Regions from separate parts of the Homo sapiens genome. Here all the other regions are linked to region 2. A link is a loop called in an ENCODE intact Hi-C map of the cell type or tissue named here. Cell type or tissue: PC-3. All regions are shown on one strand. Links, peaks and the distances in the headings refer to the core of each region. The heading gives the core; the rest is flanking DNA.

Region 1 (7,727 bases), core at 1,264-6,263, 430 kb before region 2:
AGGCATGGTAGCACACACCTGTAATCTCAACTACTCTGGAGGCTAAGGCAGGAGAATTGCTTGAACCAGGGAGGCAGAAGTTGCAGCGAGCCAAGACCGCACTACTGCACTCCAGTCTAGGCAACAGAGTGAGACTCTGTCTCAAAAAAAAAAAAACAAAACTATATTTTGATTGTGGTAGCTTACATGATTGTATGTAATTGCCAACATTCATCAACTCTGTACCTAAAATGGGTAAACTTTGTTATTTGTAAGTTATTCCTTAATAAACATGGGGGGAAATAAAGAAAGATACTTTCTCAAAAGAATACAAAGGATGGCTTTTACCAATACTTCAAAATTGTTTGATATTTATTTTAGCAAACATGTTACTTCTATTATTTTTATAAAAACTGATACAATGGTTATACAAAGAATAAAATTTTTAAATTATTAGCTCCCCAGCAAAAATTTCAGAAAAGACCACATCTGTTCTTTGGTGATGAAAGAAAGAGAAAAAAGGAGGAGGACAAGGGAAGAAGGGAGGGATACCCCAAGCTCAGCCATCTCCTTCCCTTAATGAGGAGTGCTCTAAACAGATTTACAAAGGTGGGAATTATTTGCTTACATAGTATTTACTATATCTGAAATATTCAGTGCTCTTCAATCTAGCTCTTCAATGCTAGAATCTGAAAAATTCAGCTCAATTCAATAGTATATGTTAAACACCTACTATTTTTCCAGCCTTGTAGTAGGTGTTATGATGGATGCAGAAGAGATGGTCTAAGTCAGAATAAAACTATTTAGAACTTACTTGTTAAATTTCTGTATTTATGCTTTGAGATATATTAGAATTACTCTATTTCAGATTTTATTATTATTCCTCCAGAAAAGAGACAACTAAATTTCTCCTGAAAACATTTAGCCTAACAGAAGTTAATCCTTAATCCAACCCAGAATTTTAAAAATAAAACTGAGCCATAACATACTCAATAAGCCATTTTAAATATTTAGGTCATCCAGGACTCATTCACTGACTGACACTAAGAATGGGTCACTGTGGTTCGCCAAAGACTGAATTGTTAGACTGATCTCACAATAATTTGGGGGTATCTTGATCATTCTTAGGATTGAGTCTGCTCAGCATAATCATCTATACCTAATTGTATAAAATTCTCAGAAATTTTTCTTCAAGTATATCTCAGAATATCAATGCAAAAACAGACAGAAGTAAAGCTGTGATCGTTGTAGGTGTGCAATCTTATTCCTGGGTTCTCTATTCTGTTCCATGTGTCTGTCCTTCTACCAGTACCAGTACCATGCTGTTTTGGTTACTGTGACCCTGTAGTGTAGTTTGAAGTACGTTAGCATGATGCCTCCAGCTTTGTTCTTTTTGCCTAGGATTGCCTTGGCTATTTGGGCTCTTTTTTGGTTCCATATGAATTTTTAAATCTTTGACAAACCTGACAAAGACACACAATGGGGAAAGGATTCCCTATTTAACAAATGGTGCTGGAAGAACTGGCTAGCCATATGCAGAAAATCGAAACTGGACCCTTTCTTTACACCATATACAAAAGTCAACTCAAGATGAATTAAAGACTTAAATGTAAAACCCAAAACTATAAAAACCTTAGAAGAAAACCTAGGCAATACCATTTAGGACACAGACATGGACAAAGATTTGACGATGAAGACACCAAAAGCAATTGCAACAAAACTAAAAATTAACAAATGGGATCTAATTAAACTAAAGAGCTCTTCACAGCAAAAGAAACTATCAACAGAGTAAACAGACAACCTACAGAATGGGAGAAAAATTTTGCAAACTATGCCTCTAACAAAGGTCTAATATCCAGCGTCTAGAAGGAACTTAAATTTACAAGAAATATAAAACTACACCATTAAAAAGTGGGCAAAGGACATGAACAGACACTTTTCAAAAGAAGACATACATGCAGCCAACAATCATATGAAAAAAAAGCTCAACATCACTGATCATTAGAGAAATGCAAATCAAAACCACAATGAGATACCATCTCACACTTGTCAGAATGGTTATTAGTAAACAATAAAAAAAACAGATGCTGATGTGGTTGTGGAGAAAAAGGAACCCTTTTACACTGTTGGTGGGAGTGTAAATTAGTTCAGCCATTGTGCAAGAGCGTGGTGATTCCTCAAAGATCTAAAGACAGAAATATCATTTGACTCAGCAGTCCTATTACTGGGTATATACCCCAAGGAATGTAAATCATTCTATTATAAAGACACATGCACTCATATGTTCGTTGCAGCATTATTCACAATATCAAAAACATGTAATCAACATAAATGCCCATCAGTGATAGACTGGATAAAGAAAATGTGGTACATATACACCATGGAATAGTATAAAGCCATAAAAAAGAACAAGATCATGTCTTTTGCAGGGACATGGATGGAGCTGGAGGCCATTACCCTTACTTAGCAAACTAATGCAGGAACAGGAAACCAAATACTGCATGTTCTCACTTCTAAGTGGGAGCTAAACGATGACAACACACGGACACATAGAGAGGAGCAAAATACTGGGGTGTATTAGAGAGTGGAGGGTGGCAGGAGGGAGACGGTTGGGCAAAATAACTAATGGTTACTAGGCTTAATACCTGGGTGATGAAATAATCTGTACAACAAACCCTCATGACACACGTTTACCTCGGTAACAAAACTGCACATCCTGCACTGTACCGCTGAACTTAAAAGTTAAAAAAGAAAATTGCTAAATAGAAAAAAAAGAAGTAAAGCTCCTCTAATTGATACATGGGGCCTTCAAAAAAAACTGTTCCACCATCCCTCCACCACAACCCATTGCCCTTGAGTTATCTCCAGGGAACCCTTGGGATCCAGGGAGACCTGAAATGGTTCACTAAAAATGAGTACTTTGCATCAGAAATAGGTAACTAAACCACTAAAACAAAAACTAACCTTAATTTAGAAAACTTAGTTGGTTCCTTTTCTCATTTTTGGTGCCAAGAGCAGTGCCTGACTCCTGGTGGGTAATCTATAATGACTTGCATAACTATCTGTATAACCTAGGGATCTTTAGAAGTAAGCGTCTAGGGGAAAGTCTCTAAGGAAATAAAGTCCACTTGGGAAGGATTTTTTGGTCTCTCTGACTATTTCTTACTCTAAGGAACATTTGTAGTCAATTACCCTAAATCCCTGATTAGTCTACGAATTATATCACATGGTATAGAACCTTGTATCATGGATCATTAATTACATGGCTCACATGTCACGAGGCAGGCAACTACTATGCTCCATATTGTCTGTCTTTCTTCATAGAACAAGAAAATCGCTGACCCTGTCTTCTTGATTTCGTAGCTAATGATTTGATAGAACTTAACAGAACCTCAGGCAGCATGAAAAAGACCTTCACAAAGAGGCTTTTCCTGTATATTCAGGAGGACACGTAGACCTGCATCTAGGCATCAAGCCTGTTGGATGCATTCTCCAAAGGATGACCTAATTCTAGTTTCCTTCATCTCCCGGCTTAGGGTGGGGTGCTTCACCATTCTCTGGACCCTTTCATAAGCAGGGGAGTTGTAGATGATACTGAGAAATCATTAGCACATATGTGTAGGAAATGTTAAAAGAAGTGATTACAAATACAAAGACAAAAAAAATTACGATAAGAAAATGAAAACAGAAGGGCAAAGAATCAAGCAAGATAGCTTGCTCCCCCTTGGACAGGTAGACTTTTCTTTTATGTGTTGCCTCATTCTCCCTGCATCCAGGTGGTGGCACTGGTGCTCTTTCTGCCTTGCCCTGTGGGTGGCATTCACTTAGTCTCCCTAAAATAGGAGGAACTCTAAGGGATAAGGAGATGAGGGCACTTGGCTACCCAGTGTTGGGTCCCTTGAAGCAAAGCTCCTGAAGGACCATCTCCTTTCAACAAATTACCCTAACAAAGATGTAGTAAGCTATAAGCAAGGGAAGGAAAGGAAATGGGACCCTAATGGAATGTAGCCTATGGGTGGAACATTCAGGGATTGAGCAGGAAGAGCCTTTCCAGTTTTTTAAGGCAATCTTAAAGATGGTTGCATTAAACAATTTATGTCCTAAATTATGCACATTGTTGCCACAAACACATAGGTCAGTTTCTATCATTCTCAACAACTTGTATAGCCTCAGAAACTTTATGACCATCCTCATTCTGTTAATCTACATGGTGCCTGATTTTACAGGTAGAAAGAAAGCATAGAGAGGTCTGCTAACTTAGGCAAGGTCACCTAGAATGTTAGTGATAAAGTTCTCCGAAGCCTTTGGTTAAGCTAAGGAATCCTCTAACTATAGTACAGGTGCTTTTGGACACATCCTTTGCAAATAAGCATTTTTCTACATGTATCTAAAACTCAAGACTCAAACACATAAATGGATCTAAGTTGCAAAGAAACCATCTCGGGCTTTCAAGTGGTCCTGAAAGAATGATCACTAGTCTTGTCCACCAAGCAAATGTATCTGCATCATGACCTGCAAATAAGATAAGTAGCATTTTTAATCCTTCTGTTTTTAGATTCCTCAATAAGGCTACAGAGAAATGATTACAAATGGACACTTGTGACATATACAAAAATAATTGGTATTGAGGATATATTGGTTTCTAGTTCTTTCCTAGTCCCTATCAGATCATGTGATCTGGAGTAAGGCACTTAATTGTCCTGCATCTCTAACTTCCTCGTCTGTAAAAAAAAAATAAATAAACTCAACTGGATTAATCTTTAAATCTCATCCTTCTCCATTCAACCAGCATGATTCTGCTGAAACTTTCCTTGTAAGCAAATGTTTTTCCACCTGAAATTGCTTCTGGCTAGTCGCTTCCCCAGGAAAATTCATTCTAAGACTAAAGTTTATATGAAAAAAAAAAATCCAGATGCGTTGGAAGTGCCTGCTGCCTTTGACTTTCTACGTGGCTTTTTTCCCACAGTATCTCAAAGCCAGTATATATCTCAAAACTCATTGCTGCAGTATACTAAACCTAAAATTTGACCAGCAGTGTCCATGGGGCTGGTATATTTAACTGTGTATCTTGTTTAAATACAAACATTTACATGTTTATCTCAAACTCTATTGTCAACTCGCCATTTTTGCAGATAAGAGATAACAAGAATTAGACTAGTCTAGGAATGAATGTCAGTTCCAGGACTGACTGTCATATGAGATTATACCACCCAATCTGAGGTAAGTGTTGTCACTGGCAGCAAATCCATATGGGTCTGCAGCAACCTCAGTTCTCGCCTACTCAGAAGAAAGAATTCAGCTGAGGGGCAGAAGGTAGATGGAGAGACAGGCAAGTTTTAGAGCAGGAGTGAAAGTCTATTAAAAAAGCTTTAGAGCAGGAGTGAAAGGAATAAAAGTACACTTGGAAGAGGACCAAGTGGGCGACTTGAAAGACAAGTGCACCATTTGACATTTGACTTGGGGTTTTATGTGTGGGCATACTTCTGGGTTCTTGCATCCCTTCTCCCCTGATTCTTCCCTTGGGGTGGGCTGTCCACATGCACAGTGGTCTGCTGCATTTAGCTGGTGAGCATGTGCAGTGTGTTTACTAGACTTGTACGCATGCTCACTTGAGACATTCTTCCCTTACCAGTCGAATGTCCCTAGAAGGCCATTTACCAGTTCAACACCGCCATTTTGCCTTTTAATGTTCATGCTTAAGCCCACCTGCCCAGCTCCTGAGATCTTATCAGGAAGCTGCTAATCACCAGTTTCAGATTTGTTCTATCTATTAGGAGACTGCCTTTCCTCCCTGGTGCTGGCTGTGACCAGTTATTTTAGAGAGACAGTTAACAATGGCCTGACCATCACCTGATGGTTGCCTAACAATCCTGGTGGGGTTGGGGGAGCCCTCTCCTGCCCTGCTCATCTCTGCCTAGCTACCTACTGTAACAGTATGACCAGAACTCACATGGAAAGTGAAGGTACAAATTTGGTAGCAAAAGTGACTTCTTTTTTGGCCAGATGTTTATTGGTCTTGGATAATATCAGGCTAAGTTAACATAAGCTGTACTGTGTAGTTGTGTTCTCTTTATAGGAGAAAATGTTTGTGTCTGTAAAGGATTTGGGTTGATCACCAAACAGTATTCATTCTGACTATAGGAACATACCTGCTTCAGAGTTCAAAGAGCAGTTCTGTCCTGAACAATTGAATTTCCTCCTGCTGTATGACTTAGTAATCTCTGGAACCACAAGTTTACTCTTTGGTGTTGGGTAATGTTCATCCTACCTAACTCTTCTGATTTAATGATAAATTAGGCAGATAAAACATATTTTGCTGTGACTTCTGAAAGTCCACATTTAGCCAAAAGATATTCAAATATAATTAGATAATTATGTGGATATCAGGCAAATCACAAAAGCACAAGTGACTGGAGATTCCTCAACAGTCTCTGTTGAGGGCTTTATTGTGTCTTCTCCCTTACAGACATTGTAGTAAAAAGACATTTGACAGAATCTTAAAAATGCCCTGATAAAGCTGAAGGAATACAGAGAGCTGTGTTGCTTGAATAGTGGGTTCATTTCAGGTTTCTTGGAATGCATAAACTTACACTGTCCACATTCAACTTCCCTTTTGGCCCTTTTCACTATTTCCCAAAACAAGCCATTTTCCTTTAAGATAAAAAGTTATGGAAGGAATGTTTACAGGCCTTTGATAATTGTCATTCTCTGCAACCCTCATAGACGTGTTCATGGCAATGGCAGGGAAGCAAAGCAAGTGCCTTAAGCTCACTTGGCTTTTCTAACCCTAAACTGGGGTCAAGAGCTGTTGGTTTGGTGTGGTTTTAGACAAGTAAGCAAAGTGCATTTAACCCTTTTCCATTCCCACTGAAGTGGCATCATTCTTCTGGGGTAATACCCAAGTTCATCAGCTCGTGCCAAGGAAATCGAGGACACAGACACACAAGAAGTGAGTTTAAGAGCAGAAGTGTAATAATAGGCGAGAGAAAAAAGAACAGAAAAGTTTTCTCCCATGCAGAGAGAGAGGCTCCTGAGTGGGTCTTCCGGTTTTGTGGTGAAATGCATGGGGTTTTATAGATGAGCTTGAGGAGGCAGTGTCTGATTTACGTAGGGCCCGAGAGATTGGTCGGACCAGGTGTGCCATTTGCATAGCATGCAAAGAAGCTGGCCACCCTACCCTAATCTTTAACCCTTTTCCATTCCCACTGAAGTGGCATCATTCTTCTGGGGTAATACCCAAGGTTCGTCAGCTCATGCCAAGGAATTTGAGGACACGGACACACAAGAAGTGAGTTTAAGAGCAGAGGTGTAATAGGTGAGAGAAAAAAGAAGACAAAAGCTTTCTCCCCTGCAGAGAGGCAGGCTCCGGAGTGGGTCTTCTGGTTTCGTGGTGAAATGCATGGGGTTTTATAGAGGTGCTTGAGGAGGCAGTGTCTGATTTACATAGGGCCCGGGAGATTGGTCGGACTAGGTGTGCCATTTGCATAGCACGCATAAGAAGCTGGCCACCCCACCCTAATCTTTTTATTATGCAAATGGATTCTCTTCGTGGCTGGTGCCATGTTGTCTGTTACTTACCATACACATGGTTGACAAGGAAAAGGGGAGATGGAGCTGCCGTGTTGAACATGCCTGGCCCGCAGGTAGCCTTTTCCGATTGGCACAGCTGCCGGCATTCACCCGCGAAAGCTTCCAGCTTGCTTATCTATATCTGCAGCTTGATTTTACAGGGTGCTCTTTGTCAGAAA
Region 2 (7,727 bases), core at 1,829-6,828:
TAGGAAGAAGAAAATAAGGAAGAAAAGCCCACTCTCGGCCTTTAAGGCCCCATAATGGATGATTTTTATATATATATATTCTCCACCGCCTATATCCCAGTGACCAGACTCTAGACTCGTGACTCCACCAAGCTGCAAAGAAGTCTGGGAATTGTATTCATTATTCTGGATGTGTGCCCAGCTAAAAATTGAGTGTTCTGAGCCAGGCACAGTGGTGTATACCTGTAATCCAAGCTACTTGGAAGACTGAGGCAGGAGGATCCCTTGAGCCCAGGAGTTCGAGTCCAGCCTGGGCAACATAGCAAGAGCCTGTCTCTAAAAAAGTAATAATAATATCTAGAGAAGAAGAGAACAGACATTGGGGGCAACTAGCAGTCTCCACCACCCCAACCTCAAATAATTTATTGTGTCCTAGGATGGCCCAGGAAGAACAGTATAATTCCTGCTTGTTCCAGAAAGGTGCTTATATACCCACAACAGCGGCTGGCTCTCATGGAGCCCTGTAAACTGAAATGGGGTAGGCAGACAACCGCAAACAGATGGATGTCTCAAGACATGCCAACCTGAATAGATAATGAACCAGGTCCAGGAATCATCTACTGCCATGGCATATGTGAGTCCTCCTACCACCTCCATAGATGGAACCCAGGGAAAGAAAGGGATGCCAAATTGACTCAGAATGTGCTTGCACTGCCTTAGTGAAATGAGGATTATGGTGGACATTAGGGCTGTTCACAAATGTTCTGACTCTTCTCCTTCTGGGTAGATGGTAGGATTTGCATTTCTCTGCCCCCTTGAAGTTAGATGTGGCCATGTGATATACTTTAGTCAATGACCCATGAGCAGAAGTCAGATGTGTCCTGTCCAGGTTGAAGATTAAGAGCCTGTGATAGTTAATTTTATGTGTCAACTTGGCAAGGCCATGGTACCTAGTTTTTGGTCAAACATCAGTCTAGATGTTGCTGTGAAGGTATTTTGTCCTTGTTCAATTTCTTTTGCTTTATTTCATATTTATTACCTTTGCCTCCCCAAATCAATGTTGTGAAGGCATTTGGATGCCTTCCTTAACATTTAAATCTGTAGACTTTGAGTAAAACAGATTACTCCCCATAATGTGGGTGAGCCTCATCCAGTCAGTTAAAAGCATTAAGAGAAAAAGACTGAGGTATCCTGCGGAAGAAATTCAGCCCCCAGACTGTCTTTGGACTATGGCTACATCAACTCTTCCCTGGGTTTCCAGCCTGTCATCCTGCCCTGCAGATTTCAGACTCGCCAGCCCTGACATTGGCGTGAGCCAATAAGGTCTCTGCCTCTGTCTCTGTCCCTCTCCCTTTGCGTCTCTGTTTCTCTCTGTATCTCTCTTCATGTCTCTCTCTGTCTCTGCAACTCTGTCTCTCTCTCATCATGTTCATTGTTTTTTTTTGAGATAGGATTTTACTATATTCCCCAGGCTGGAGATACATATGTGTAGATAGATAGATAGATAGATAGATAGATAGATAGATAGATAGATAGATAGATAGATAGATAGATGGATGCAGAGACAGAGAGAGACATGAAGAGAGATACAGATAGAGACACAAAGTGAGCACGTGTACAATTCCAGTAAACACACTGTGCATGCAGCCCCTACCAAGTGCTGGCAGGCCGCTGCACATGCGGACAGCCCACCCCAAAGGAAGAATCAGGGGAGAAGTAACGCAAGACCCCAGAAGTATGCCAACATATAAAACCCCAAGTCAAAAGGTCAAACCACGTATTTGATCCCTGAAGTCCCCTGCTTGACCCTCTTCCAAGTGTACTTTCCTTCCTTTCATTCCTGCTCTAAAGCTTTTTAATAAACTTTCACTCCTGCTCTAACACTTGCCTCAGTCTCTCCTTCTGCCTTATGCCCCTTGGTCAAATTTTGTCTTCTGGGGAGGCAAGAATTGAGGTTGCTGCAGACCCCCACCATTACGCCACTGTTAACAGGCTGAAGTGTTCCTCCTGTCTCGGCCTCCCAAAGTGCTGGGATTACAGGCATGAGCCACCACATCTGGCGTGGAATTAATATTCTATCCCCATTCTTCTACCCCTTAAGCTTCCCTGGGCTCTAAAATTACCTCTTTTTCTGAATTCAACAAAAATGTTTCATTTGCTTCTTAGGGTAAAAGATCATAACTATGTAATGAGAGGTAATAAGCAAATCTTCTCCAAGGTCTGAACAAGAGCTCCATTTTCCCAAGGGGATTTGCACTTAAAAAGAAGATCTAAAAACAAAACAAAAATCCCACACGAATCAAGCTGTATTTGGTGAAACTCTAGGAAGTGCGACTAAGGAGTTTTCCCGCACTATGGAAAGTAATTTTTCAGAGGTGCTCTGCAGATAGAATCAACACTGTTGGGCATTGCACTTGGGGTTTCTGGGTGTTTCTAAGTGGCAAAGAGCAGGGAATCCTCAGATTCTCTTCCAGAGTTTCCATTTCTCCATCTAGATGGCTCCCAGCAGTGCTGAGTCCAGCTTCTGTAGCTCCCAGTGGGGCTGAGTCCAGCTTCTGTAGCTCCCAGTGGGGCTGAGTCCAGCTTCTGTAGCTCCCAGTGGGGCTGAGTCCAGCTTCTGTAGCTCCCAGTGGGGCTGAATCCGGCTTCTGTAGCTTCACAGCCTCTCCTGTCCATCCTCAGGCCCAGCTACTGGCTGCTTTGTTTTCCACAGGGCAGCTTCCTGGGCTATGTGACCTTTGTCTCGGGGTAAGGTCCTGCCTGAATCCTGGTGCAGAAATATTATCCCTGGGTGTCACATCTCCCCTCTTGCCTCGCCCCAGGAGGCTTACCTCTAATCTCAAATGTAATGTATAGCCATAAGAAATCAACTAGGGGACCACGTGTGGTGGCTCATGTCTGTAATCCCAGCACTTTGGGAGGCCAAGGCAGGTGGTTCACTGGAGGCCAGGAGTTTGAGACCAGCCTGGGCAACAAGGTGAAACCCCGTCTCTACTAAAAATACAAAAATTAGCCGGGCATGGTGGCGCACACCTGTAATTCCAGCTACTGGGAGGCTGAGGTGGGAGGATCACTTGAGCCCAGGAGGCAGAGTTTAGCTGAGCTGGGATCATGCCACTGTACTCCAGCCTGGGCAACAGAGTGAGACCCTGCCTCAAAAAAGAAAAAAAAAAAGAATAAAGAAATCAACTAGGGAACTTATTAAAAATGCAGATTCAGGATTCCAGATTCTGATTCCTTAGGTTGGGATGCAGGCCAGAAAGCTGCATTTTTACAAGCAGCTCAGATGCAGGCAGGAGGCAGTCTTTACTTGGAGAAATAGTGCAAAGGGAGATGGGGTGAGCTATTAGCATCACCCACTCTCTTAAATCTCCGCTCTTTTCTAGTAAGCTCTGACTCTGTTATTGATGCAGCTGGGCCATCTGCTCACAACCTCAAAACGAAACAAATGAAACCAACAAACAAAAGATGGAATGCTGCTTCTAGGAATTTCTGTGCCATTTTTCTCTTTTCTTTCTGTTTACAAAGGGATGGGCCTTTTTTGTGATGTAGTCTTTAGTGACAAAACTGAGGACAAATGATACCCTCCTCTCCCACTCAGTTTTTGCCATATTTGCAGAAGGCTGATGATGTGGCCTGAAAGTAAACACATAAGAAAGAAGCAGCAGCCAGCTCAAAGAATTATCAAATGAAAGCTAGGACAATCAAGAGTTAAACGCAATTGTTAACGCAGTGACTGTTATAAACTTGGGTTAGAACCAGCAGCCGTAGGGGAGAATCAATAGTCAAAATGACATAATCTATTTGGCCAATTGAAGGGTTCATTTCTATGGCCTCTGGGAAGAGGCACAGAGCCCCCCACACCTGGAAGTAATTATCCCAGCCTGGCCTCCTGCCCAGGCCCAAGTCACTTCTCTGACCGAAATCCATGCGCCCTCTCGTGGTGGAGGTAAAGGACGATAGAAAATTGAGAGTTGTTATATTCTTGCATTTCACCGCTCTTCCATTGGACACCCAGACAGAGCTTTTTTAAGGATCTGCAGGTGCAGAGTCCTCCTCGAAGCTGCAGCAGGACCGTGTGAGGTAAAGAAGCTGCAGCAGGACTGTGTGACAGGTAATAGTGTCCTCGCTCTGGTGGCATCCCCAGATTTAGTCTATGCATGTCAAACATTAGTTGGGTACTTTGATACTTCACAAATGCAGACATTGAGCAGCTGTGCTTAAAAGCACAGTTCTTTCTGGCCCAATTCTATACATTAAACCCAGTCAACCCACCGGTGCATGTCACAGAAAGCAGTGAATAAAAATCAAGCCCCGGCCAGGCCCGGTGGCTCACGCCTGTAATCATAGCACTTTGGGAAGCCGAGGCAGGCGGATTGCCTGAGCTCAGGAGTTCAGGACCAGCCTCGGCAAAATGGTGAAACCCCGTCTCTACTAAAATACAAAAAAAAAAAAAAAAAAAAAAATCAACTCCCAAATTCAGCCTGGCACCCAAACTTCAATCCCAATCCTGCCTGCCCAGCTTCCCCAATCCTATGCGGGGTCTGCTTTTCTAGCCCAACACTCAGCCCTCATTATGGATCCCAGAATCTGCTCCCAGGGCAGGAGCTTTCATTCACCCTGCAGCCCTGGGTTCCACGTGGCTGGCATATCCATCCCTCCTCTCCTACAATCCCAATCAGGGAAAATCTCACAACTCATAACCTGAAAATAATAGAAAAAGACCTCAGAACCTTCAAAAGGGGCTATCCATTAGTCAGACACTCTACTCACACACATGATTTTTTCATTTTTAACTGTAAATTACAGAGACATATTCTACTGTTTTAAAAATTCAAATCCAACATACAGAAGCCATTGTTATTCCTGAACTTTCTATATGTTTTCACATACATAAATGTACTAGAGAAATATTGAGTTTTATTGTTTGTGGAGCTTTTTATTAGCATAAATAGGATGATATTATATCTGTCTTCTTTTTCTTTTACAGCTTGATTTTTTTCTTTATATATAAATATATATAAATATATATATATATTTTAAACAGGATCATGCTCTGTCATTCAGGCTAAAGTGCTGAGGCATGATCATGGCTCACTGCAGCCTTGACCTTCTGGGCTCAAGCAATCCTCCTGCCTCAGCCTCCTAAACTGCTGCAATTACAGGCAGGAGTCACCATGCCCAGCTTACAGCTTGACTTTTTAAATTAACAATAAGATATGTTTTATCAATAAACCTTTCCATGTACATTTCTCTGAAGCCATTTAGTTCTTTTTTTTCTTTTTCAGATGGAGTCTCACTCTGCTGCCAAGGCTGGAGTGCAATGGCATGATCTTGGCTCAATGAAACATCTGCCTCCCGGGTTCAAGCAATTCTCCTGCCTTAGCCTCCCGAGTAGCTGGGATCACAGGCACATGCCACCATGCTCTGCTAAATTTTTTGTGTTTTTAGTAGAGATGAGGTTTCACCATGTTGGCCAGGCTGGTCTTGAACTCCTAACCTCAAGTGATCCACCCACCTCGGCCTACCAAAATGCTGGGATTATAGGAATGAGCCACAGCGCCTGGCCTACTTATTTCTCTTTAACTGCTGCATACTACTCCATAGTGCTTAGAAAGCCAAAATAATACTTTTTTCTGCCTTTCCTAAGTCTGGAATCAATGGAGGAATAAGAAAATGGAGGCAGACAGATATAAATCAAAAGCTGACAGTGTTGTTAACAAGCTGATGGGAAAACATAGTTTAAGGGTGCATCTAGAAGGACTTGCCAATATTTTACCCCTGAACAAATACAGACTTACCTGTTGGGCCACAGGCATCCCTGGACATCCAACATGTGTGTGAAACAGGCTTCAGAGCTTGCCACAGAGCAGGGCAAAGGCCAGAATGATCTCCAAGCAAACATCGTGGAAGACGGCAGGGAAAGAACTGAGCAAAGGTGCCCAGGCCCTTGTACTTAAGTCACCAATCAAGCAAATTAGTCCTCTTCTCATAGAGATGAGTGAGTGGATAAGGAGTGGGAGAGAGAACAGGAGTGTTACTCTAGAATATAACTGAGGCCAGGGAAATGGAGATTCCCCTAAACATTTTCCAGATTTTCAGTCGTGCAACCCTTTCAGCTCAAAAATCTGCCAGAGCACAGCTAACTCCCCCTTCCTCCTGGGAGAAGAGATCAGGCATGTACCAGAACGTTCCTGGCTTCTACATTCATGAATCTATTCCCTCAATACCAGCCACTGCTCTTTTGTAGATCTGTCTCGCGGACAGTTTATATTTTGGCCTCAGCAGACTCTAATATGGGTTAGAGCAGCCCATTAACTTCCAGACCATGATATTACCTAAGCCAAAAATGTGCTCCATATTCTGTTTCCCATCAAAAACATGCCCGGTCATATTGTCCAATGTAACTCACTAAAGGTTATACAATTAAATAAAATGACCGCAAAAAGCTACTCCTTTCAAAAATGCAATACCTAACACAATATAGCCCATATATGAAAAACTCACACCTGGCATCATATTAAATAGTGAAAGACTGAAAACTTTTCTTCTAAGATCAGGAACAAGACAAGGATGCATGTTTTCACCACTTCTGTTCAGTAGAGTACTGGAAGTTCTACCGGACCAATTAGGCAGGAAAAAGAAATAAAAGCCATCCAAATTGGAAAGGATGAAGGCATCTGTTCACAGATGATATAATCTTACACTTAGAAAATGATAAACACTCTACAAAAAAACAGAACTAATAAAATCAGCAACATTGCAGGATACAAAATCGACATACAAAAATCAGTTGCATTCCTGTACATTAACAATAAACAATCCAAAAAAAATTAAAATAATTTCACTTACAATAGCATCACAAAGAATAAAATACTTAGGAAAAAACTTAACCAAAGAGATGAAGCACTTGTATATTGAAAACTACAGCTGGGCATGGTGGCTCATGCCTGTAAGCCACCAGTGAGCAAAGATGGTGTCACTGCACTCCAGCCAGACCTTGTCTCAAAAAAACGAAACAAGGCCCGTGCAGTGGCTCACTCCTGTAATCCCAGTACTATGGGAGACTGAGGCGGGTGGATCACCTAAGGTCAGGAGTTCCAGACCAGCCTGACCAACATAGAGAAACCCCATCTCTACTAAAAAATACAAAATTAGCCAGGTATGGTGGCACATGCCTGTAATCCCAGCTACTCAGGAGGCTGAGGCAGGAGAATCGCTTGAACACGGGAGGAGGAGGTTGCGGTAAGCTGAGATCGTGCCATTGCACTCCAGCCTGGGCAATAAGAGCAAAAATCTGTCCCAAAAAAAAAAAAACAAAAACAAACAAAAAAAACCTACAAAATGTTGCTGAAAGATTTAGATTTAGACATAAATAAGTAGGAAGACATCTCATGGATTGGAAGACTTAATATTGTTAAAATGTCAATATACCCAAAATGATCTACAGACTCAATGCAATCCTTATCAAAAGCCCAATACTGTTTGTTTCCTTGTTTGTTTATTTTTCAGGAAAAGAAAAATCCATCCTAAAATCCCTATGGACTCTCAGAAAACCCCGAATGGCCAAAACAACCTTAAAATAGAAGAATGAAGTTGGAGGTATCAAACTTTCTGATTTTAAATGATAGTAATCGCTGCTACAGTAATCAAGACAGTGTGGTACTGGCACAAAGAGAGACATATAGACCAACAGAATAGAATAGAGAGCACAGATATAAACTGTAAGCCCTGGCCGGGTGCGGTGG
Region 3 (7,727 bases), core at 1,064-6,063, 120 kb before region 2:
GCTTCCACCTTCATCTGACCATGAGATATTGCTGTGACTTACCCGCTCTTGTCCAAGTTCTTAGTTACAGACAAGAGAATCCAATCCAGTTGGTTAAAATAGAAAGAGATTTGTTAGTGGGTACATAGAGTTCACAGAATCATTACAAGGGCTAAAAGAAAGACTGAGCTTCCAAGAATGACTGCCAAACCACACTGTTCAACTGAACCACCAAGGAGGCTGCTACCTCTCATCAACAGGCAATGCAGAATCAGAAAGCTACTGCTCCTGTAGCCAAGAACACAGAATCAGAAAGCTGTCGCAGGCTGGGCGCGGTGGCTCATGCCTGTAATCCCAGCGCTTTGGGAGGCCGAGGTGGGCAGATCACCCGAGGTCAGGAGTTTGAGACTAGCCTGGTCAACATGGTGAAACCCCATCTCTACTAAAAATGCCAAAATTAGCCAGGCATGGTGGCGCATGCCTATAGTCCCAGCTACTAGGGAGACTGACGCAGGAGAATCGTTTGAACCCAGGAAGCAGAGGTTGCAGTGAGCCAAGAACGCGTCACTGCACTCCAACCTGGGCACCAGAGTGAGACCCTGTCTCAAGAACAGAAAAAAAGAAAGCAAGCAAGCGCCACAGACTGCTTGACTCACTGGTGCTATACCCCCAGCACCGGCGCATAGGCTATTGACATCAGCAACCTGCCAGCTGCACAGTTGCTTCTTAAACTGTTTGCTCACAGTTTTCTGAAGACAGTGCTTTTCAAACTTTAAGATGCCCACAAATTACCTGGGGTTCTTGTTAAAATCATAGATTCTGCTTCAGGAAATCTGAGGTAGGGCCTGAATTCTACATTTCTAATGAGCTTCCAGGTAAGATAGATGCCGCTGCTCTCACTCTTTAAGGAACAACATTAAGAGACATCAGCCTAATGAAATCAAGCCCTATAATCCCTTTCACCTCAATCCCACCAGTGTTCCAAGCTCCTGGGGCATCTGTCATTTGGTCTCTCACCCCTCACACTACCCTGGATCCCTGCTAACTAACCCAATCTCCCACTTTTTCCACCGTACCCTCTTTCATCAGATTCTGCACAGGCAAATTATCTAGTATTCTCAACTTCTTCTCTGAATGTTCCCTTTACTTTCCTGCTTTAACTGAAACTTACTCCCCTGAGGACGTGGATCCTGCAGCCTTCATTGAGGCTGGTGTTTTTTCTTCACTTGCATGTACCTTGAATACCAGAGGCAGGGCAGAAATTCTCCTTCTACCAAAGTTTGTTCCTCATCGCAGTGTTCCTCCTTTCCCCTTGAAAAACTACACCAGAGAAATCTTGCAGACACCACCTTGGCAAAACTATCAAAGTTGTCACCAGTAATAGGACAAATAAACATCATGTACCTCCTGATAAGATGTACTGAGAAGCCTACATCGTTTCTATGGTATCTCTATCAAAAATGCATAACCTGAATTTAATCAGCATACATCAGACAACCTAAACTCAGAGACATCCTACAAAATAAATGACATGTATGATTCCAAAATATCAAGGTCGAGAAAGAGTAAGTACTTCAATTTAGAGGAAACAGAGACATGACAAAACACACACACACACACACACACACACAATGGAGGGCTGGGCGCAGTGGCTCACGCCTGTAATCCCAGCACTTTGGGAAGCTGAGGCAGGCAGATCACAAGGTCAGGAGTTCAAGACCAGCCTGGCCAACATGGTGAAACCGCGTCTCTACTAAAAATACAAAAAATTAGCTGAGCACATTGGCGAGTGCCTGTAATCCCAGCTACTCAGGAGGCTGAGGCAGGAGAATTTCTTGAAAACTGGAGGTGGAGGTTGCAGTGAGCCGAGATCCTGCCATTTCACTCCAGCCTGGGCGACAGAGTGAGACTCCATCTCAAAAAAAAAAAAAAAAAAAAAAAAAAAAACACACAATGGGAGATTCTGGATTGGATCTGAGACCAAAAATGAGGATACTGGTGGGACAGTTGTAAAATTGGTACCATTAGATAATTGTATCAATGTTAGTTTCCTGCATTTGATAATTGTACTGTGGTTACATAAGATATTAACAATTTGAGTGAAGTAGGAATTTGAGTGAAGTACTTACAGAAATCCTTTGTACTGTTTCTACACTTTTCTTTAAAGTCTGAAGTTATTTCAAAACAAAAAGAACTTGGCCAGGCGCGGTGACTCACGCCTGTAATCCCAGCACTTTGGGAGGCTGAGGCAGGTGGATCCCTTGAGCCCAGGAGTTTGAGACCAGCCTGGCCGACATGGCGAAACCCCATCTCTACTAAAAATACAAAAATTAGCCAGGCAAGGTGGCACACACCTGTAATCCCAGCTACTCTGGAGGATGAGGCAGGAGAATCGCTTGAACCCGGGAGGTGGAGATTATTTGAAGTCCACGCCCGCCGACTGGACCTATGAAGCCTCCATGCACATAGTGAGTATTAGCCTGCACTAACACTAACACTAACAAACGCTACCAAATGTGCACTAACACTGCCAGATAACCTTTCTTCATGTTCCTGGTAAACTCACAATCCCACTGTTGAAGAAATCAAGTTTGGATTGTGTTTAGAATAGTGCTTTTGGAAATACTTCACTGATGGCATTCCAATTGGCCATGCTCAGCCAATTGTTAGAGTTGGCTATTTATGAAGGATTGAAGAAAAATACTAGAAAATATAGCCTCACTTTATTTTATATAAAAGTTAAAAATTAATATCCTGGTTGAGCATGGTGGCTCACACCTGTAATCCTAACGCTTTGGGAGGCCAAGGCTGGGGAATTGCTTGAGCCCAGGAGCTCAAAACCTGTCCAGGTAACATAGCAAGACCCCCATCTCTACAAAAAGTCAAAAAAAAAAAAAGCAATGATGGCATGCATCTGTAGTTCCAGCTACTTGGGAGGCTGAGGTGGGGGAATCACTTGAGCCTAGGAGTTCAAGACTATAGTGAGCTATGACCAAGCCACTGTACTCCAGCCTGGGTGACAGAGTGAGACCTTGTTTCAAAAAATAAAATAAAGTATCTTCCCCCACCCTTGATAATATTTCCCTGTGAGCTGGTTTATTTACTATACATATTATTAAAACAAAACATAGAAACAGTTTAGATAGACACTATCCCCTGTGACTGTCATCAACTCAATCTAGTTAAGTTTTAACAAGAAACAAGTTCATTTATCACATTAAAAACTAAATATTGATATATATCATGTTGTTCAAAACTAGTCTAGGTATTTAATGTGGGTATTTCAATGGCTATTTCCACCATTTCACTCTTTGTTTAGTTTTGTTTATACTGATAATGAACATTGTGCAGTTTTTACTTTTTCTTCACGTTTTTTGATTTATTAAAATATTATTGCTAAATCTAATAATAAAACATTCAGACTTGTATTTTGTATTTTTATACGCTTTTCTAATCATTTATTTGTATTTAACAAAAGTAGTGATCCACAACCCATTGGAAATAACCACAATTTGAGAAGCAATGCAGTCGCCTTTGATATTCCCGAGATGGACACTAGGTGGCGCCCAAGGATCTTCTTCCTGGCTGGTTGCGTGATCTTTGCAATGGCACGCTGGTCATAAGGCGCTTGGCAGTGTATAAGTGATAAGGCGCTTTTCCAGTGTAGACGGGCAGAATTGTCAGACCTTTCCTATCTATCAAGTCCACAGAGAAGGCAACTCACTCTCCTTTGTAGGGGACATCTATAAATAATTGAAGTTGACTTACACAAATGAAGACATTTTCATGTTTTGCCTATTGTTGGGAGGCTTCCCAGCTGAATAGAAGTAATCTCTAAACACCAAAGCTGTTACAACTATTGTTATATCAAGAAGACTATTTGAGAGCCTTTGTTCAATAATAGTGACAGGAGCCAACCACATCCGGGCCAAATTATAAAGGAAATCTACAAAGTCTTTTCAATGCCCACATCTCCCAGAATCAGGAGGGCAGTGGAATGGCAGAACAGAATTCTGAAAAATACCTGGCTGATATCAATCTATAAACGAGACCTCGAGAGGCAATCCTTGCATGCAGTCCTCATAAATATGAGATCCACAGTCAACAGAAAGACTCTCCCACACACAATAGACAGCCGAGTACAACACTTCCGGCTGCTCCCCGGGAGCCACTCACAGGACACTCCTATATTTAAACATACATTGAATGCTATTTAAAAACACACATGAAATATATCAAAGCTTTCCATTAAGAGATCTGAGAATCCAACCCTGATGAGCCCTGCCACAGCTACAACCTATGTGAAAGTTCAGCAGAGAAACTTATTCCTTCAGCCTCACTAGGACAGTGCTAACAAAGACCAGCTTATCACCAACACATAAATTGTCAAAGCCTTTAGCTTTCAATACGTTCTTCCCCCTCTAAGACTTTTGCACCACTGGGGCAGACAGCAAGAAGAATGCAGACCCGTCTATGGCCAAGGGCAGACCACAAGAATGCAGACCTATGGCCAAGGTTGACATCAAGAATGCAGACCTGTCTACGGCCAAGGTCGACATCATCCCTTGAGATGACTTGTCAAGGTTTCCAGGCCTGCCACTTGTGACTAGAAGTCTGATTTCCAACTTGTGTACCTGCCTCGAGAGTTTGCTCTGGCCATTCTTCAAGTTTGTCAGCCCAAGTCCTCAAAAACTTGTAAATCTCCCCATCCAACTCTGACCTTGTTTTGCTTGGGGTTGAACGTGCTAGGAATGAATACCCACTCTGTCAAGGAGAATGCAGTGGAACAGCAGCCACTGGAAATCATCCCTGCGTGGAGATAGGCAGTAGCCCTAGTTATTGCCAATAACCTCATGTTCCTACTGATAATCTTGATCATCTTTGGTAGTGAGACAACACAAAGAGATCATGTAGCCTTGGAATAGATACAAGTTTGCCTATTAAATCGGGGGGTCAAACTGTGAAGATCCCTTCTTTCTTGGATTTTTTTGCTAGTTGATGATTTTAACAGTTGTTTCTGGTCACTGCCATGACTGTTTTTAGAGGCCTCATAGGGCAAGAAAGACCAAACACATTAAAAATAACCAAGTGAAGTTCTTTTGCACAAAGTTTGAAGACATTCATCTTTGACTTTAATCTACAGAACTAGGTAACAGAGGTTTTTAATCCTAATCCGTAATAGTTGTCTCTGCTAATCTTATTTGTCCATTATTAGTCAAGCTCCCAACCTGAAAAGACACACTCGAATTATGCCAATTCAAGGAGTAAAATTTATTAAAATATATTATTTACAAAGGTGTGAGTGAAGGCTTAGGAAAACAAAAGGGTAACCAGTAGTAACAGAGGAACTAAACATCCCACAGTTGAAAGTTGTAGGGACCGAGTAGCTGCTGGAACCCATAAGAAACTCACATAGAGGAAGTCACCTTGAGAGGAGTTTTTAAGAAACACAGCCAACCTAAGGTGACCCTACCCCACCAAACTCTCCTTTCACCATGAACCAAACCCAACCAAACATCCCAGCCTCCCAGGACAGAGCGCAGGGTAAGACTGGATCTAGGGGAATAGATGGAATATCTAGGGGAACAGATAAAATATATACATATATGGCACCATCCGAGCCTTTTGCCTTCAGCATCATCTCTTGTCCTTCACCTGGTGGAAAGATTGAGTTCCCAATACGGGGCAGGATCAATGTTCCACCAACTACTACTTCAATACAAGTTGTTCTCATACTCCACAGCCTAAAACTTTAGCCAGCATTGGTGTTATTCATTTAACTTATTTCAGAGAAAAGAGAGGAGAAACACTTAAATGACATAAAACACTGTTGTGACAATCCTGACTTCTGTGAGGTCTGTATTGGTCATCTTAGCTGCCTTTGCCCTCTGCCCATTCCGAGTTCCAGTTAGCCTCCTCCAGCACCTTTGCTGGGCCAGGGTTCTTTACCAGATGAAAAGTACAAAACCTTCATTCTTACAGTGAGTCTTTGGAGGTCTTCTATTTACGGGTTGAAGTTTTTCCTTCAAGACAACTGGTTAAGGGAGCACAGTCACCAGTAAACCCCCTGGTTTCCAAACATCACTCTCCTTGCCACCACTGTGTAGGAACAAACAGTCCAATTTCCCTCAGACAATCAAGATCAATGAACTCAAACACCACAATCACCTCCTTATTTCCCTACTAATTCAATGGCATGAGAAGCCCAAGATGACCAAAAGGCAGTCTCCACTACCAACGCACTGGAACCATCACTCCCTTCCATGCTAGGCTCCCAAAACTTACATGCTTTTCAAAGAATGAAATAGACTGAATGCTCCTTGAGAGTAAAAAATTTTTATTTGTGGCCGGGGGCACAGTAGCTCACGCCTGTAATCCCAGCACTTCGGCAGGCCGAGGCAGGTGGATCACTTGAGGCCAGGAGTTCAAGACCAGCCTGGTCAACATGGCAAAACCCCATCTCTACTAAAAATGCCAAAATTTAGCCAAGCATGGTAGTGCACGCCTGTCATCCCAGCTACTCGGGAGGCTGAGGCACATGAATCACTTGAACCCAGGAGGCAGACGGTACAGTTAGCCGAGATCACAATACTGCACTTCAGCCTGGGTGACAGAGTGAAACTCTGTCTCACAAAATAATGATAATAAATAAAATAAAATAGAACGGGCAAGGCCGGGCACGGTGGCTCACACCTGTAATCCCAGCACTTTGGGAGGCCGAGGTGGGCGGATCACGAGGTCAGGAGATCAAGACCATCCTGGCTAACATGGTGAAACCCCGTCTCTACTAAAAATACAAAAAAAGTAGCCGGGTGTGGTGGTGGGCGCCTGTAGTCCCAGCTACTCAGGAGGCTGAGGCAGGAGAATGGCGTGAACCCAGGAGGCGGAGCTTGCAGTGAGCCGAGATCGCACCACCGCACTCCAGCCTGGGAGACAGAGCAAGACTCTGTCTCAAAAAAAAAAAAAAAAAAAAAAAAAAGAACGGGCAATCACCATTTTAAATAACTTAGTGATCAAAATTCACATGACCAGTTGTGAAACAACCTGGCCTGATGTACCTTCTGGTGTGGTGCGGTAGGTACAGCATCTCCTATGTAGCATTCTTGCAAAAGACATTTAACCTGAACTGAGCCATGAGGAAACAGACAAATCTAGAATATGGGACATACTACAAGTGGCCTGGACTCTTACAAAAGGTCAATGTCGTGGAAAACAAAATAGTAGGGAATAATTCTAGATTAAAAGAGACTGATAACCAAATGAACAGCATGAATTTTCATCAAGACACTGCATTGGGAGAAGAAATGAACATTTTTGGGAACTGGGGAAACTTACTACGGACTGAATAGTTGATAAAATTATTGATGTTTTAAGTTGTGATAATATTGAGGCTAGGTAGAAGAATGTCTTTACTCTTGGGAAATGCACATTGAGGTTCCAAGGCAGTCTCAAGGAAAAGCACCGGCAGAACTGTTTGGAGTGTGAACTGAACTAGCGGCACTTTGCACGGAGCACCATTTTAACTTCCAAGATTGACAAATTGTCGTTGTTCAGACCTGTGGATTTGGCAGACAATTTCTCAGAAACAAACAAACTGAGCCTATCACTTCAAAAAAAAACAACTGACAGCATGTGTTGTCAATGATGAAATTCAAGTTTTCAAGGGGAAATTACATACTACAACTTTTAAGAAACTACCACTTGTCAAATTTTGTGGTTGTTATCAAAGGATACCCACAATTACCTGG

The links. Hi-C counts contacts between places; a loop is a spot of excess contacts. Peaks named below come from ENCODE experiments on the same cell type or tissue, not always from the same donor. Only the 100,000 strongest peaks of a DNase experiment are listed, where the experiment ranks them.
Region 1: a loop joins it to region 2, with 8 times the contacts of the local background. A loop is called at or near these places in 9 of 110 quality-filtered maps.
Region 3: a loop joins it to region 2, with 12 times the contacts of the local background. A loop is called at or near these places in 78 of 110 quality-filtered maps.

What each region holds. Positions count from the first base shown.
Region 1 is chr5:32,912,877-32,920,603 of GRCh38, reverse strand. The region is part of intron 1 of LOC124900955 (a long non-coding RNA gene); the gene reads left to right. Among named protein-coding and RNA genes, the nearest start is that of LINC02120, 31 kb to the left of the region's middle. In PC-3, for the core only: CTCF peaks have their summits at 3,566 and 3,767 (motif pointing right); a DNase peak (open chromatin) is centred at 3,773.
Region 2 is chr5:32,486,080-32,493,806 of GRCh38, reverse strand. No RefSeq gene overlaps it. Among named protein-coding and RNA genes, the nearest start is that of ZFR, 45 kb to the right of the region's middle. In PC-3, for the core only: CTCF peaks have their summits at 3,712 and 3,914 (motif pointing left); DNase peaks (open chromatin) are centred at 3,616 and 3,906; H3K4me3 peaks cover 550 bases; H3K27ac peaks cover 1,441 bases.
Region 3 is chr5:32,609,082-32,616,808 of GRCh38, reverse strand. No RefSeq gene overlaps it. Among named protein-coding and RNA genes, the nearest start is that of SUB1, 27 kb to the right of the region's middle. In PC-3, for the core only: a CTCF peak has its summit at 3,538 (motif pointing right); a DNase peak (open chromatin) is centred at 3,568.